2 separate regions of the Homo sapiens genome follow, and region 1 is linked to region 2. The links are chromatin contacts, found by Hi-C or POLR2A ChIA-PET in ENCODE. All regions are on one chromosome and are shown on one strand. The core of a region is the stretch at or near the end of the contact, and the rest is flanking DNA. Distances in the headings are between cores, read along the strand shown.

The links. A loop is a pair of places that touch in the nucleus more often than their neighbours do. ChIA-PET counts read pairs that join two places held with the same protein, here RNA polymerase II (POLR2A). Pooled maps may share reads with other maps.
Region 1: a map of heart left ventricle shows a loop between it and region 2 (5-fold over the local background). The contact joins the promoter of ATRN here to the promoter of ADISSP in region 2. A Hi-C loop is called at or near these places in 1 of 168 maps with a recorded cell type or tissue (heart left ventricle), 2 of 37 single-sample maps with no recorded cell type and 11 of 50 pooled maps. POLR2A ChIA-PET finds 5 or more read pairs at or near these places in 1 of 52 experiments (AG04449).

Annotation. Positions count from the first base shown.
Region 1 is chr20:3,468,429-3,473,940 of GRCh38, reverse strand. It overlaps ATRN (attractin), which reads right to left and starts at 2,923. Exons shown (of 29, transcript NM_139321.3): 1 at 2,424-2,923. The coding sequence starts at 2,833. RefSeq lists a silencer at 2,537-3,096 and an enhancer at 3,197-3,336.
Region 2 is chr20:3,766,031-3,771,195 of GRCh38, reverse strand. It overlaps ADISSP (adipose secreted signaling protein), which reads left to right and starts at 3,443. Exons shown (of 6, transcript NM_001258429.2): 1 at 3,443-3,533. RefSeq lists enhancers at 2,109-2,158, 2,820-3,406, 3,534-4,298 and a silencer at 3,309-3,548.

The DNA of each region.
Region 1 (5,512 bases), core at 1,674-4,173, 300 kb after region 2:
TCCCTCACCATCCCCCACCTTTCCAAGAGCAAACCAGTTTACACGGAAGACTTGTCCATTTCACCTCTACAAGCTCTCATTACCACTGCTCTGACCCATGCCAACAGATCCCACCTAGCTGCCCCCTATCTCTCATGCCCAAAGTGAGTGTACCTACTCTGAACATTACAGATTGATCTTGCTATGAAGTCCCCTTCCCACACCGCTGGTCCCCACTGCCTACCACAGTGTCCCAGGTTTTCAGAACTTGAAGGATCCTCGTCTGACTCAACCATCCATTCACCTGACCTTGGAAGCTTCTCAAATGGAAAATGCCCTGGCCTCACCTTCAAGGCCATTTGTATTCTGGCTCCAATCTAAAAGCCTATAATGTCATGAAAATAGGCGTGAACTACGCCATTTCACAGCTCTTGGGCTAAAGGTCAAAATTCTCAATCCAACCCACAGATCTCCACTTGGCCTGGCTTCCCGCCTTTCTCTCCAGTCTTGCCAAGCTCCCCTTTGCTCTCTCTGCTCCTGCCACCTGGCCTTCCATCCGCTTCAACCCCAAGCCTCTGTACCTGCTGGCCCCTCAGCACCCCACCCCTCACGCAGGTAGTACCATCTCACCCCTCAGACTTCACATCGCTTCCTCAGTGACTTACCTTACCCCTAGACTAAGTCAAGTCCTCTGTTTGTCTCCTGCTCTTTACCTCCACAGCCTTAAACAAAATTACAATAAAATTTTTGTTGGATTTTTTTACTCCCAAGCTGAAATGTGAGCTCCGTAAGAGCAGGACTGTGCCTGTCTTGTATACCACTGTATCTCACAACCTAAAACATAGGAGCCCTCAACAAATACATGTAGGTTAATGGAATTCATAAATCAGAACACCCTAAGTTACAAAAGCAGCTTCACTGCATCAGTGGTCCTGAAGTAACTTGGTTTCTCCATCCATAAAACTAAAGAGCTCATCTGCTCAACGTTCTCTGAGTTCCTCAGAAGACCTAATATTACCTAAGTCTACAATTTTGCTATTCCAAACTCCTCTCTCACAACTCTCTTCCACATAGGCAGCAGCAAAACTTTACTTTCCAGCCTCCACAACTTTGTTTGCACCCTTCTTTCCATCTGTAATTTTTTTCCAGCTCCACATTTCCAAATCCTACTTAACCTTACATGCTCAAATCCAATGTTACCGCCTCCTCAAAGTCCTCCTTGCATCCCTCCAGCTAGCCACAACCTCTCCATCCCTGAATTCCCACAAGTTCCCTGTTGCCTCATTCAGGTCTCAGATCAAATGTCATTTCAAATGAGAACCCTCTCCAAGAGTCACCACCGGTTATAATTCTCTATCAGACCACGCTGTTTTTATTTTCTTGATAGCATTTACCATTACCTGAAATTACCATGTTTATTTCTCTCATTTATTTACTTGTTAAGTGCCTGTTGCTCCCACTAGAATGTTAAGGTCAATGAGAGCAGAGGCCCTGTCTGTCTTGTTCACATTTCCCCACTCCCCCACATCAGACATGTGTTCAGTAAGCTAAATACCTGTCAAAGGCGTGAATGACTCTGTAACCCTTATGACTAGGGTTATGTGCGCACATTATCTTTCTCTTGCTATATTCCAAACTCCCTGTGGACAAGGCCAAAGTCTGGCTAATCTGTCTGTATTATCTGGAAAATCATTGCACAACTGAAGCAAATAACGATAACTGCTAATTAATTTATTGATTTCTCCAAGAGGAACTGCCCCAAACTAAGCCAATTCAGAACTTCATATTGTCCAGAAACCAAGGCAAATAGGAATCTCCTTCCATTCCCTCTTCACCACAGACCCTATTCCAATTTGCCACCTCCAGGGAGCTTTTGCCAAAAGGCTAGTTTCCTCACTTTCCTTTAGAAGGACCACTGGTCCTTCTATCCCTAATATCTTACAATGCTACCCTTTCCCTTTTATCTCCAGCCAACAAAGCATTTCCAGGGCCCTGTTTCTTCAGAGCACCCCACATCTCCAGTGCATCGGGGAACTCATCGGGTCCTAGGGCACATGTGGATGTTAAAAGGAAGTGTTCAAGCAAACCTGGCTCGACCACCTTTCCTTGGATACCTCGTTTAGCTGAAACACGCCGAGTTTTAGAGCGATCGGCTTTGATGCTCTTTGGGTCCCTCAGCATTCTTCCCATCTAACTAACCTAAGCACCCAAATACCGTCGGGGTGCCCCCACCCTTGCCCCACACCTTTTCACCTTCCAACAGAGAAAGACCCCAGGCCAGAGACGATGATCTCCCCGGAAGCAAATGGCCCTCAAACCCCATAGGGCGGCCCTACCCTCTCCACTTTCTGTCCAGCATCTCCCTCTGACCTGGAGCCGTCTCGAACGCCCCTCAGCCCCAGCCTCTGGTTGGACCCGACCCTCCGACACCACCCGCCACTCACCTGAAGCGGCCCCCGCAGTGCTGGCATTGCTCGCCCACCCAGCCGGCGGGGCAGACGCACTGGCCGGTGCCAGGGTTGCAGCGACCGCCGTTGACACAGGGCCGGTCACATTCCTTGGCCTCGGCTGCGGCTGAGCCCGACACCGCCGCCGCCGCCGCCGCGGCCTCGGCCTCACAGGGCAGCAGCAGCAGCAGCAGCGGCGGCGAGAGCAACAACAGCAGCAGCAGCAGCCGTGGCCGCAGCGGTGGAGACAGCAGCCGCGGGAGGCGCAGCCCGGCCCCCAGCCCCGGCCTCCCAGCCCTGGTCACGTCCCAGTCCCAGTGCGGCCCGCCGCTCCTGCCCGCGAGCGCTGCCGTCGCCGCCGTCCTCCTCCTCAGCCTTGCCTCAGTTGCCGCCGCTGCAGCCACCATCTTCCCGGGGCTGAGACGGCGCCCCGCGAACACATACACACACACCGCACGGCCGGCTCCGCTTCGCCTGGCCGTGCGGGGCGGGGCTGTGCGGACGGTGGCTCGTGCGGTCCAAAGGGGCCACAGCGGGGCGGTGGGCGGGGCCGGCGCGCGCGTGCGCGAGTACGTGGGTGCGTGCGTGCGGGGGCGCAGACAGTGGTCTCCGGCGTCCGCGGCGCCGGAGGCGATCTTCTGACGTGGACCGTAGAACGAGCTGAAACCCGGCTGCGCTGTCCCGGCCGGCGAAAGCTCTAGTTTTCCCCCTTCGCCTTTCGTCCCCGGCGGCGGGGTTGCAGCCCCACTGGATGCCTAGGAGCCGACTGCGTTGAGTGTTGCCCTCCTAGAGACCCGGCACTCTGCCCTAACTCCAGCTGCCGGACGGAAAGGGTACAGGAGGCTGCATCGCAGCGAGGTGCTGGGTGCGGTACTGTAGAAGCCAGGCTTCATTCGAGCCTCTGTAACACAAGAGTCAAGAAAGAACACATGTAGAACCTGGCATAGGCCGGGCGCGGAGGCTTACGCCTGTAATCCCAGCACTTTGGGAAACTGAGGCAGGCGGATCACTTGATCTCTGGGATCCGAGACCAGCCTGGCCAACAGGGTGAGACACTGTCTCTACTAAAAATACAAAAATTAGCCGAGCATGGTGGTGCGCGCCTGTATCCCCAGCTACTCCAGAGGCTGAGGCAGGAGGATCGCTTGAGTCTGGAGAGGTCAAGGCTGCAGTGAGCCGCAGTCGCAGCACTGCACTCCAGCCTGGGCAACACAAGACCCTGTGTCAAAAAATGAAGAACCTGGCATGTAGGCTGTGCTCAGTAAATGCCTAATAAACTGAATGAAGACACACAGCCAGGCCTCTTGATAACAGATGGACTGTAGCTGACCAGACCCCCTACCTTTAATTCTGTAAAAGTTTGGAGTTACCTTGCTCCCCACAATTTGCCCTCCAACCATCTTCTCTGAAGAGTGGGCAATATAGAATTAGGAAATGGCGCTCACACAGACCTGCCCCTTCTTGTCTGGTAGTTGTTACTCTGGTGTCCCTCAATGAGACATGTCTTCCATCAATGTAGCCTTTTATGGTCCTTGACCCTGGAATCTGGGCTGGGTCATGATTGAGACCATGAGAAACCATGACTCAATTTCACCAATAGAAGAAGTTGGTAGGAGTAGCAATGTCTTGTTTCTAGCTCTGAGCTTAAAAAAGACCTGGCAGCCTTGGCCGGGCACGGTGGCTCACGTCTGTAATCCCAGCACCTTGGGAGGCCGAGGCGGGCAGATCACGAGGTCAGAAGTTCGAGACCACCCTGATCGACGTGGTGAAACCCTGTCTCTACAAAAAATACAAAAATTAGCCGGGCGTGGTGGCACACACCTGTAATCCCAGCTACTCAGGAGAGTCGCTTGAATCCAGGAGGCAGAGGTTGCAGAGAGTCGTGATCGCGCCACTGCACTCCAGCCTGGGGGACAGAGCGAGACTCTGTCTCAAAAAAAAAAAAAGACCTGGCAGCCTTGATTTTGAGCTGTTGGTGGTCATGAGCTGCACCCCGTTAGCCACCTTGCTGGAGAGAAACCATGTGCAGAGACCACTTGGACTTGGAGAGGGAGAGCTGGGCCGCTCAGCTGGTGGAGCCATCCTAGCTAAGGGATCAGTCATTGAGTGAAGAAGCTATCTGGGTTGGGTTATTCCAACCGTCTGGGCTGTTCCATGTTACCTACAACAGTAACAGGTCTTTCCTAACTGTGACTTATCCAAAATCCTAAGAAATAACTCATTTATCATTTAACCCTTAAGTGATGAATTATTTATAATTTTTCATAAATTATGATTTATGTTATTTTAAGCCTCTAAGTTTTAGAGAGGTTTGTTACTCAGTAATAGATAAGCAGAACATTGTCCGACATAATGCTTGTGCTATGAGGAATATTCCTATGGCACCTACCTCAGAATCTGGGCACCTTACAGTCCCTGGGAAACAAAGAAAAACCCTCATAGACCTGTGGAGCCTCTCAGCTTTACCTCAGAGTATGGAATTTTAAGGTTCTAAGATGGATTTCCACACTCATACCCAGGTCCCACTCTCATACTCAGGTCCTGACTGTCCTCACTGCATCTTCTTCAAGCCTGGTGAAGCTGAATTGCACAAAAGCCTTACCCCCAGCTCTACATCCACACATACTCCCCATTCCTACAGGAAAACTATTGTTCGGCCTAGGCCCTAGCACTGACATTCTGGTTTGCAGGTTATGTTTTTGCCATGTAGGATTTTGAAATTGAAGACATGGCCCTACCCTCTGGCAGGACCCCATCAGATGGGGAGGCTGGCATAGGCCATGCCCTAGCTGTAGGAGACATTGCTCCCCCTAATCTTCCAGGCCAGAAGTGAACCAGCCCTTTCCTTCCCTTCCCTCCCCACAGCAAGACTGAACCCACACTGTGAAGTTTCACATGATTTTACCAACATTCAGGGATAACAGAAAAGGTGTGCATCTGAAGAACAGCAATCCCTAGACTAGATATTGCTACTCTGAAGCCTTAGAATCTTGCTGCAGCAAACATTCTTTCTTACTTCCTTAATCTACTCTCTTCTCTGGTTCTTTTTCCTTAGCTTTCAAACATGCTCAAATTATTTTGTCCTT
Region 2 (5,165 bases), core at 2,194-4,693:
GTGCCTGTAGTCCTGGCTACTGGGGAGGCTGAGGTGGGAGGAGTGCTTGAGCCCAGGAGGCAGAGGTTGTAGAGAGCTGAGATCGCACCACTGCATTCCAGCCTGGGTGACAGAGTAAGACTCTGTCTCAAAAAAAAAAAAAAAGTGGAATTACTCATTTCATTTATCATTTTTATTAGGTACTGCCAAGCAGTTTTCCAATGAGGTTATAGTTGTTTAATTTTTAATTAAAAAGAATAGAGGGCTGGGCACAGTGGCTTGTGCCTCTGGTCTGGTCCCAGCACATTAGGAGCCCAAGGTCGGGGGATCGCTTGAGGCCAAGAGTTTGAGACCAGCCTGGGCAACATAGTGAGACCCTGTCTCTGAAAAATAAAAAAAAAAACAAAAAACCGTGTGTTTGGAGTTGTAGCAAGTGTTGTGTTTTTTTGTTTTTTTTTAAAAGTCACCAGGTTCTCATGGTGAGTGGATTTTTTTTTTTTTTTTTTTGGAGATGGAGTCTGGCTCAGTCGCCCAAGCTGGAGTGCAGTGGCGCAATCTCGGCTCACTGCAAGCTCCGCCTCCCGGGTTCACGCCATTCTCCTGCCTCAGCCTCCCGAGTAGCTGGGACTACAGGCATCAGCCACCATGCCCGGCTAATTTTTTGTATTTTTAGTAGAGACGGGGTTTCACCGTGTTAGCCAGGATGGTCTTGATCTCCTGACCTCATGATCCGCCCATCTCAGCCTCCCAAAGTGCTGGGATTACAGGCGTGAGCCACCACGCCCGGCCGTGAGTGGATGTTTTATACGTGCTCCATCTGTTCTCCTAACCTGGAGTTGTTCCTGATTCTTCTTGTCCTGCCTCTGTCTCCAGGGGGCCTGGTAGGGGCCTGTGGTTTCCCTTGCAGAGCCATCTATCTTTGGTAAGGCCCTCCGCACAGGAAGCCCCAGAGCCTGGGCACTACTCGTGTGGTAACACAGACACATTGGGCAGTGATGGGGCAGCCAGGTAACTCCTGCCCTGACTTCCTCCTGACACAAAGAGTCTAATTTTCTCCTGGAGGCTTTCCAGAACCATCTTTGGCCTTCCCTGAGAGCATGTAGTATCCCTAGGCATGGGCAGCTCTGTATTTCAGCTCCTCCCAGTGGGCCAGACTGCCCGATGCCTGGGAGTGTGAGGAACATTTGGCAAGGACAGGAGACCACAGTTCTTTGTGTGTGGTGTCCCTCCTACACTAAACTGTGAGTGCCTTCCACTCCACAGAGCCTAGCACAATAACTTACTCATCAGATACATTCAGTAAATGTTTGCTGAAAGGAGTTGACAATTCGGAAATAACCCCGGGCTGTGCAGTTAGCAGCCAGTTTGTGTTTGAGAGAGCCCACACCAGAGATGGTTTTGAGAAGTTGGCTAGAAAGACTTTTGAAAAAGGCAGGCTTGGGCCAGGCGCGGTGGCTCATGCCTGTAATCCCAGCACTTTGGGAGGCTGAGGCAGGCAGATCACTTGAGGCTAGGAGTTTGAGACCCACCTGACCAACATGGTGAAACCCTGTCTCCACTAAAAATACAAAAATTAGCCCTGGGTGTGGTGGCGCGCACCTAGAATCCCAGCTACTTGGGAGGCTGAGGCAGGAGAATGGCTTGAACCCGGCGGGGGAGGGGGTGGAGGCTGTAGTCAGCCGAGATGGCACCACTGAACTCAAGCCTGGGCGACAGAGTGAGACTCTGTCTCAAAAATAAATAAATAAATAAATAGGCAAAACTTATCTTGGTTGAAGAGGGCTTGAATTTTGGCTATGAGAAGAGAGCGGGGAGGGCCTTCCAGGTTGGAAGGTGGGATAATGAGGGGGAGGGGATCACAAATGTCTGCACAGACCCAGAAGGTAACTAACCGTGAGAAACAGGGATTAGCGGGGACTATGGTAAATTTATGTGCTCTTAAAGGGGCTTGTAATGCCAGGCTGGAAAGTGAGCCCATGTTGTCAGATCTTCTGATATTTCAAAAGCCACGAAACCAGATTCCTGATTCCAGAAAGAGGCGGAGGAGGCAGGAGGGGGAAGGACTTCTTTTAAAAAGCCCCATGTGAGCTAAACAAAATACACCTACGGGCCACTTTGGGCCCACCGTCTGCCAACTTTAGACTTTCAAGACAAGGTCTAAAGGTAGTGTGGTGGGAGTGGGTAGAGTGGGCAGGAGTGGATGGGCTGAGATCAGAATGTGAAAAGCTCTCAATGTAAGCGCTGTCTCTCAAACGCGAGGGCACATGAGTCACCCAAAGTGCTGCTGAAGTTTGTGAAGCGCTACTGGAGGCAGTCCCAGAGGGCTTTGGAGCAGGAGAGGGACGCGATGAAAACAAGAGCTCAGAAAGATTAATTTGCCAACAGTGTGCAGACTGGAGATCAGCAGACAGGTTATGGGCCACAGGGTGGCAGACTTGAGGGCTCCTTTAAGGCAGCGACCCCGGCCCTGCTGAAGGGAGGCTGGCCTTCGGCCGCCCAGGCCGTCTCTCTAGTTCCGTTGGAAGCAAGGCGCTGCGTGCTCCGGACGGCTTACTGAGGGCACTTTGGGGAATCCGTCCCCACGGGCGAAGTATAGGTGGGGTGTTCGCGAACCGGCGGGCGGAGAGCACCGGCAAGAACCCCCGCAGACCGGAGGGCCACGCCTCTCGCTCCTCGGCTCATTGCAGGCGCCCACATCCCACCCCGCGGTGCTGAGCGAGGCGCATCTCGCTGCCATGGCGACCGCCTCCATGGAGACCGGGAGCAGAGGCTGCGGTCCCCGGGGGCGCGTCACAGGCTCTCCCAGCCCCCAGCCCGCGTGCCTTCTTTGTTCTGATGCTTCTCCAGGCCGGGCCAGGCACCCGGGACGCGTCTCGGGCCCGCACGGGGGTTGCTTCTTTCGAGACAGGGGATGGGGTGGAAGGGGAAGAGGTCCAAACCCTGGGGTCGAAACAGGAGTGATGGAGGGTTCCTCAGCTCCTGAACGAGACCAACACGGCCCGTATCGATGGCCGAAGCCGGCGTGGAAGCCCAGGGAGAAAGGCCACCTTCGGGAGCTCCACCCAGCCCCGAGACGCGCCCGACAGCCCTCCCGAGAGCGAAGGGCCCAAGGGAGGTGCGTCCTAAGCAAGGTTCAAGGCTAGAGGCGCTATCCCCCAGGCGGAAGAAGGAGCGGGGGCGGGGCCTATCCGAGGCCCTCCTTCTCCCTCTTCGAGTGGTCGGTTCTGGCCCCTGGCCTAGTTGGGCCGCCTGCCCGTCTTCCTCGCGAGAGCTCGCCCGGCAGGCGCGGACTAGCAGGGCGCTGCCTCGGCGACCCTGGCACGTGACGTAGGCGGCCCTCGCCAGTTGGCCGTTCTTTGGAGCCCGCTCATTGGTCCGGAGCGTCCCTCGCCCCACCCTCCCAGATCAACCAATGGGCGGAGGCGGGGGCGTGCCGACGGGAGGGCGGCCGCGGCGCGGGGCTCCCTTCCTCGTGCTCGGCGTTGAGCTCCTGCAGCCGCCGCCGCTGCAGTGGTCGTCCCTGCCCTCCCCGGCCCCGGGGTGCACCCCGCAAGGTGAGGCCACCCCTCTGCTCCCTGCCTCCCGGTTCCTTCCCGTTCGCCGAGGTCCCCTCCCGGTCCCGGCCCTGTCCTGAGCAGTCAGTGCCTGGGACCCCAGCGGCCGTGATGGCAGGGCTGGGGTGGGGGGCTCCGCTGTCGGGGCCGGGCCTGGAGGACTCCCCAGCACCTGAACTAGAGTGATGTCAGGTTCCCGGGGCGCAGTGACCGTTAGCTGGTGCAGCTGGGGTGTTTTCCGCGAAGCGATTGTCCGGGGGCATGAGTGCGGTAGTGAGGGCGGGGGCGTAATGGGGTCAGCGCCCCCTCCTCCCCACGACCCTGTTCATTGCCGCTGCCTCGCTGCATGACCTTGGACCAGTAGCATCTCTGAGCCTCCGAGCCTCAGCACCCTCAGGAAGGAGGGCAGTGATGTCTGGGAGTGCGGGCTCCGGAGACTCCTGCGTCAGCCGAGGTGAGTGAAGGTGGGGAGTGCACAGGATTATCTCCGAGGGACAGAGCCGCCGCCTCGCAGCTCAGGATGGATTGGATGGGGGGGATGTCCGATTACATTTCCCCCCTCCCCCTGAGATGACAAGAATGGGGTGTGGCGGGGGTGCCACACCCACAGGGATGGCTGCCGGAGAGGATAAAGGGTCCTACACCTGGACCCTTGGGGCCTCGGGGGCTTGGGCTGCACCTCCCTCCCGGTGGTATGAAGGAGGAGGGACTGGATTTAGGTTCTGGACCCGTGTTTCCATTAGTAAGCAGGGACTGAGAAAGGGAAGTCTCCGCTTGCCTTTCTTCTTGAATCTTGGCACTGGAAAGTGGAGGTAGGGCATTTTTCTGCTCCGGGGAGTTGAAGAAAGTCGGGGCAGCACCCCATCCCTCTCCCATTCTGGTCTTTTGTGGAGGGAAAATGTAGCTGGATATCCCCCCACATTCTATCCATCCTGAGCTACGAGGCAGCAGCCCTGTCCCTGGGAGATAATCCTGTGTGCTCCCACCCTCACCTTGGCTGACCCCCTGGATCCAGCCTGGCCTCTGCTTCTTGGGACCTCTGGATCACAGGCCCAGGGCAGGGCCTAGGTGGGGCATGCTATCTGGAGGCTAAGCACCCACTAGCTGAGGGCAAAGTGGGGAGAATGCTGGGCAGAGGAGGGCAGCACTTGTTGGGGAGGCAGGAAGGTGTGGGTGGTGAGGGTCCCTTCTCCATATTCCCCCACCCCCACCCCCAGCACCTCACTGTTAGAAGGAGAGAGAACAGCCATACTTATCTTTGCACCTTTGGCCCACTGGAGGGAGAAGGAAATTAAATCACATTAAAGCTGAGTTGATGTGAAGCTGCCACAACTACTGACCTCCAGCCTTGCCTTTCCAGGCTTTGTTCTGAGTATGTGTGGCCTCTGCTGTGTCCAGTCCTGAGAGTCAGCGGGTCAGTGTGGCCCCATCTCAAGGCCTCAATGGCTGTTCTTTTCACAGGCGTGAGCTTTAATGGGAGGCTACACAGTGCTTCTGCTGGACTGAGTGCTTGAGCCAGGACTGAGCCCCAGGCTGGGGTAGGAGAGGAAGAGGTAGGGAGGGTGGAAGGTTGCGGAGTTCCTGGCTCAGAGAGAAAGACCTCGAACCACAATGAGAATGGGGACTGAAGAA